2 separate regions of the Mus musculus genome follow, and region 2 is linked to region 1. The links are chromatin contacts, found by Hi-C or POLR2A ChIA-PET in ENCODE. All regions are on one chromosome and are shown on one strand. Each heading gives the region's core, a stretch centred on a gene start or an enhancer-like site at or near the end of the contact. The rest is flanking DNA. Distances are from core to core; before and after follow the strand shown. Region 1 has its middle 34 kb from the start of 4933435C09Rik. Region 2 has its middle 4.9 kb from the start of Gm36834.

The links. A loop is a pair of places that touch in the nucleus more often than their neighbours do. ChIA-PET counts read pairs that join two places held with the same protein, here RNA polymerase II (POLR2A).
Region 2: a map of gastrocnemius shows a loop between it and region 1 (2.0-fold over the local background). The contact joins two enhancer-like sites. A Hi-C loop is called at or near these places in 2 of 37 maps with a recorded cell type or tissue (gastrocnemius and heart). POLR2A ChIA-PET finds 5 or more read pairs at or near these places in 1 of 5 experiments (embryonic stem cell).

The regions. Positions count from the first base shown.
Region 1 is chr12:79,969,314-79,972,084 of GRCm38, reverse strand. No RefSeq gene overlaps it. Among named protein-coding and RNA genes, the nearest start is that of 4933435C09Rik, 34 kb to the right of the region's middle. RefSeq lists an enhancer at 193-2,771. Within about 2 kb of position 1,503, at least 3 of the 3 ENCODE cell types and tissues checked have a DNase peak (open chromatin) inside an H3K27ac peak, as active enhancers do; they include gastrocnemius and heart, where a contact is called at or near this core.
Region 2 is chr12:80,013,152-80,016,221 of GRCm38, reverse strand. No RefSeq gene overlaps it. Among named protein-coding and RNA genes, the nearest start is that of Gm36834, 4.9 kb to the left of the region's middle. Within about 2 kb of position 1,708, at least 2 of the 3 ENCODE cell types and tissues checked have a DNase peak (open chromatin) inside an H3K27ac peak, as active enhancers do; they include gastrocnemius and heart, where a contact is called at or near this core.

The sequences.
Region 1 (2,771 bases), core at 254-2,753:
CTGTGGCCCTGTGTTCGGTGGCCATGTTGTCCAGAACTCCCTCTCCTGTGTAAAGCAGGCAAAAGCAGAAATTCCTAGAAGAAATTAGGGCCATTCTGGGGAAAAGAAGGTGGGGGTGGGGGGCGAGATACAGAGGGCGGGGATATGGGAGGAGCCCCATCCATTAGCTAGTCTTGTCCGCTCATCTATGATTGGATCAGATCGCCCATTCATCTGAAATTGCAGGGAGGCCCTCATTCAATCACCCTAAGTGGAATCTGATCTTTATCTTGGGATAAACATTCCAAATGGAAGGTGAGTGCTGCCAGATAAGGGAGATAAGAAAGCCATATGGCCCTGTCACTGCAGGCTCCCTGGAGCTTATTCCTATAAGGATTAATGAGTCTGAAGGGGGATCTTATAAAGTCCTGTCTCTTGAGAAGGCAGAGCCTCCCAAGCCCCTATGTGGGCATGTGCACTGTCCGCAGACATAAAAGGCTAGAACTCAGACCTTGCTATTGCAGCCCTCTGGTCTTACTAGGGACCTCCTGCCTGCTCTGTCCATCTCTCTTCATTGCAAAAGCTTCACTATTACCAATGTTTATAACTCTACTGAGGATCCCAAACCCAGATTCCCACCTTGATGTAGGAATTCCCTCTGCCCACCTGCATCCCTGTTCAGGGCCCTGACCAGTAATGTCTGCCAGGATGGTAGGGGAGGGGCATTTTCCAGGTTGAGGGTTTTCTCTGGGTCTGTTAGGGCCTGGAGACGCAGGGAAGCTTGCAATCCCAGGCCTGGGGGAGGGCAGGTAATATGAACTCCCAAGAGAAAGGGATCTGGGGCAGAGGAGAGAGGGAGGGGAGAAGGCTGGCTTTCCAGCATGTTCTCTATACCCTGGTATCGAGAGGCACTCCATCCTTCATTCCTCTGGCGCTACTGCTCCTGCATAGCTGTGCTGACTCACAGTGGACATCAAGGTTCACAAGTGACTGTTCCCAGCGCTGGGGCAACTTCCAAACTGGGTCATGGTAACCAATGGTAACCGGAAGAATAGCCTATAGAGTCTGAGTGTCCCCATAGCTCTCTCTACAGACAGAGTAAGTAAATTTTACCAAGAAGGGAAACTGAGGCTCAGAGAGGCTGAGAGGTTGCCTGAGTCTGCATACGCAATAAGCGCTGCTGCGGCCAGTTGTCAAACCCTGAAGGTCAAACCTCAGAGTCACAATCTTGATGCAGAGAGGGGCCCCGACAGACACTCAGTGACTATTTCCTGTCTTCAGCAGCTTTGGTCAGTGGCGGGGAATCAGAAAGGCACTTGCCCAGACTCTCCCAGCCCTCACGTTGGACAGCCTCAAGTTAATGTGGACAGTTGTGCCTGACTGTCAAGCAAGCCAGTCTGAGCTGGATTCCATACTTTACTTGCTGAACAATCCAAGCCTACTGCTCTCTGAACAGCCCTGGCCAGGAAGAGACCACCCCTGGATCCGGAGTCCGGCGCATGGCAGGGGGAGTAGGAAGAGCTGAGGAGGGAGTGTGGGGCCCCAGAGTTCCAGCGGTGGGTTTCCCTGCTTCAGGCTTGCCCTGGCCAATGGTCTTGCTTTCAGGCTTCTCTGTGCTCTGAGCACATCTAAACATTTGGAGAAAAACAAGAAAGTGAACAATAGGCGCTTGTGGGCTGGAGAACAGGGCTGACTTCCCCCTGGGACCCGGGCGCTGTTCGTAAGCTGCCCCAGCTGCACTCTCACGGTTGGGATGTCACTGGGGCCTGGCTGAATTACAGCCTTGTCCTCCATGGGGCCTGCTACCAACTCCTTTCATACCCGGGGAATGCAAATGTTGGTAGGGGGATCTGGAGCTGTGTAGAGACAGAAAGCTTGCTTTCCTGCCTGGAATTTGGGAAATCAGACAAAAGAACACACACACATACACATACCCCTATTTGGCATGGAAGCTCTGCCAAGCCATGCCCTGACAGTTGTGTCCTAACCAGAGAAGTTTGCCCCACAGGAAAAAAACCAAAACCCCAGCTCTCTATCAAGTGGACTCTGGGCACAGCCCCAAGAAGCTCAGAGTCCACAGGACCTAGAGACAGAATTCCTAATGTGTGCCAGAGCAGTTTCACCAGGAGGTGGTAGCAAAAGTACCCCCATTAGTTATAGCACTGAGGGAGGTGGGCCAAAGGTGCTCTTCTGAGCTGGCTCCTCTGAGGTTTTTAAGACTGTTGCTTCTCACCATTACAGCCTAAGCCACAGGGAATGAGAATGTAGTCAAAGTATCAAGATTAGAACAGAGAAGAACAAAACAGAGCCCAGACCCCCTCTCAGCTAGGGCTGACCAGTGGTATCATTCATACCCAGTAAGTAGGGCTAAGTTTCCCTGTCAAGAGTTCCTCACCTTTGTTCCCAGGACTGGAGGCGGCTTTGAGCAGTGTCCCGTCTGGGTGGCATCCCTGGAACAGGTCTCAGGCCCTGGTGTTTTTGAAGTAGCTGCCCAGACATCCCATCATAGGCTCAGGAGGGTGAATAGCCCTTCTACTCACCCCTCCCACTCCCCAACAATGTTCTGGATCTGAGAGCACTTCTGGGTTGTTTGTGCCCAAGGACAGGAGGAATTTGGCAAGAAGTCTGTGGTTGGAGGACAGTGCATTTACTTTGTGAAAGGATGAGTGAAGGACCATTCGGGGAAGTAGGGAGCACTGTTGTCAGAGTTGGGACTGGAGAGATTAGAATGGGTCAGAGGACTCCTATGAAGGACATGAGTAACAAAATGGGGGGTTCAGAACAAATGGGTT
Region 2 (3,070 bases), core at 459-2,958, 44 kb before region 1:
ACAAGGGGAAGGAGAGACTCTTGCCTCATAACCTGGAGCCTGTTCCCTGCAGGAGGCCATAACTACAATTTGAGGTGTGTCCCTCATGGAGATTAGGTGCCCATGCACTGCTATCTCGGAACTTTGGTTCTAAGGTCAGAGCTGGATGGGACTCTGCCTTAGTTGGGATCCAAAGCCTCAAGGGGCTTGTCTTAGTCCTGCACACACATCATGACCAAGAAGCAAGTTGGGGAGGAAAGGGTTTATTCAGCTTACAATTCCATACTGCTGTTTATCACCAAGGAAGTCAGGACTGGAACTCAAGCAGGTCAGGAAGCAGGAGCTGATGCAGAGGCCATGGAGGGATGTTCTTTACTGGCTTGCCTCACCTGGCTTGCTCAGCTTGCTTTCTTATAGAACCAAGACTACCAGCCCAGAGATGGTCCCACCCACAAGGGGCCTTTCCCCTTGATCACTAATTGAGAAAATGCCTTACAGTTGGATCTCATGGAGGCATTTCCTCAACTGAAGATCCTTTCTCTGTGATAACTCCAGCTGTGTCAAGTTGACACAAAACTAGCCAGTACAGGGCTAAAGTCCTGGTTCTGTAAAACCCTGAGCTTTCCTAAAGCAATCTGTAGGGACCTAGGACTCAGGTCCCTGGAGACATCCCTGTGAAGGTCTCCTAAACTTCTCATCTCCATGTGTGTGTGTGTGTGTGTGTGTGTGTGTGTTTGTGTGTGTGTGTGTGCATGTGCGCACGTGGACATGTCTGTCTGTCTGTCTGTCTGTCTTCTCTAGGACTAACCCAGATAGCCTAGAACAGGAACAGCACATCTGCTATTCATGTCCATATGGTGGTGCAGACCCTACCTCCCTTTTCTTTATTTTTTAATTAGTATACAAGATAGTGGGGTTTAGTTTTTTCATTTTTCATACACATTTTTATTCTTGGTCCTTCCCTTTCTTAAGGAGACAGCTTTCTGGTATAGAGATAGAAGCCCCGCTTCTTGGGGACAGCTCTGACTCTCGACAGTCTTGGCAGGAGAAAAAGTGTGACTTTTTGAGAGTACAGTTTGTACTAGGACTGATCGCCCCTGCCCTCCAAGTCCTGAGGACGACGGATTAAGAGCATGGAATAAAGATGGTGACTGGATGAAATTTTAGAGCGCCTTTGCAGTGGTTTGGCCTCCTCACCAGGTGCCTGCCACCCTTTGGAAAGCTGATCCAGGAAATTTCGCACCGGAAGTCGTAGGCAGCTCCAATCAAAGCAGTCTTCCTCTAGAGCACCCTCTCCCCACTCCCTTAAAGTCTTCTCTCTTCTTTCTTAAAAATTTAAAACTCACATACAGTTCAAAATTTATCAGCACGTGTGATGCTGTGTGGGAGTTGGCTCTTTGCTTCTACCACGTGGATCCTGGGGCTTGAACTCGGGCTTTTCGCTTCCGTGGTAAGCGTCACTCACTGGAGTGTACTGCAGAGTGTCGTCCCACCCACTGTTTGAACTTTGAATTTATATGCTCAAATAATCCTCCTGCCTCAGTCCCCCAAGTAGCTGAGACTACAGATGTACACACCCTTGCTGGATTTTGAGCCCCAGTTCCTCAGCTTGTCCCCCCAAGTTAGATATCCTCCTACTCCTCCTCTTGTTCCATCTGTCTTTCAAACACTGCAAGCATGGCTCACGCCTGAGCCAAAGCCGGTTTTGCTGAGCTCATCAGAAAAGCTGCCGGTGCGGCAGCGGTGCTTGCTGGGAGAAAGTCAGTGGCCCCTGCAGGGCTCACACAGGGCTCATGGAACGGAACGGGTGTGAACTGCCACAGATTCGCTCTGGAGCCCTGAAGTCTCTCACATAAGGATGTTCAAAGGACATATTCACTCTCTAGGATCCCTTTCTTGGGTGACTTCTTGCCTCTTCCTGCCTTCTTCTGCAGCCTTTGCCTTCTTAACATCTGGGAACCCCATGATGGCATGCAAGGACTCTAGATGTCCAAGGAGCCAGCCAATCCTCCAGCCCTGCAGGCTCCATTGCCACAAGCAGTTTGAGAGCTTCTTCTTGCAAAGACAAGTAGGGAGAACACTTCCAAGCTATGCCTGTTTCTTCTTTATTTTCTGACCCCACCCCCACCCCCGGGGGTGGGGGCTGAAAAGCCAGCTGGGTTTTTCTTTTTCTTTCTTTCTTTTTTTTTTTTTTTTTGTACAGTACGTTTTGGCAGCCCCCCTTTTTTTCTGACAGAAAAAAAATAACAGGCATATTTTGGGCGATTACTCAACTGGGGTCCTTTGTGACAGGATACGCAGCTGCGTGACTAATGGAGCCGGCTTTCTCCTGGTTTCCTTCTCCTTTCAAAGCTCTTGTTTACTGCCCTATACCAAAAAGGGGGGGAAAAGCCATACGCTACAGATTTTTATATGTTAAGAAAAGCTTTGTGAAACATATAAGCTATAAATCCTATGGATAGTCCATTTCCAGCACGCCATCACCCACCCTCCACCCCAGCGTCTTTAAAGCTCTCAAGCTCTTGACTCAGGACATGGGAATTTTTTTTTCTCACTTGCGTCCCTACTTTCTTCTGAACATATGTCCAGCAGATCGTGTGTGTGTGTGTGTGTGTGCGTGTGTGTGTGTGCACATGAGTGTGCTTGCAATGGGGGGGGGGTTGGGGGGCGGGGAGCAGGATGGGAACCATATTTATGATGCTTAATTCAACAATTGCTAAAGGAAGGAGTAATGACTTCCAGGGGTTCAGGGCCTTTGTGTTTCCATAGCCTATGACAGTTTTGTGGTGTAAGCAAAAGTTATTAGAAAGCACAGGACTAGCTTAATGAAGAAAGGTATCTGTTGAATGGGGAGGGATTGCCTCTTGACAGGAAAGTCTGACTTGTTGGCTTTGGGACTCTGAAGTCTGGGCTTTCCCGGAAAAGTGTTGGAAGAGATTCTCTTTAGCTTGTTGTGTTTGACGACTGGAACTGGAAGTGTGGGTTTTGGAGAGACCACCAAATGGCTTTCTAGAGATCCATGGCTTTGTACTTCGCAAAAGTATCTGACCTCTGGGTAAGAAAAGTCACCTAGTTAGTTAGATTTCATGGA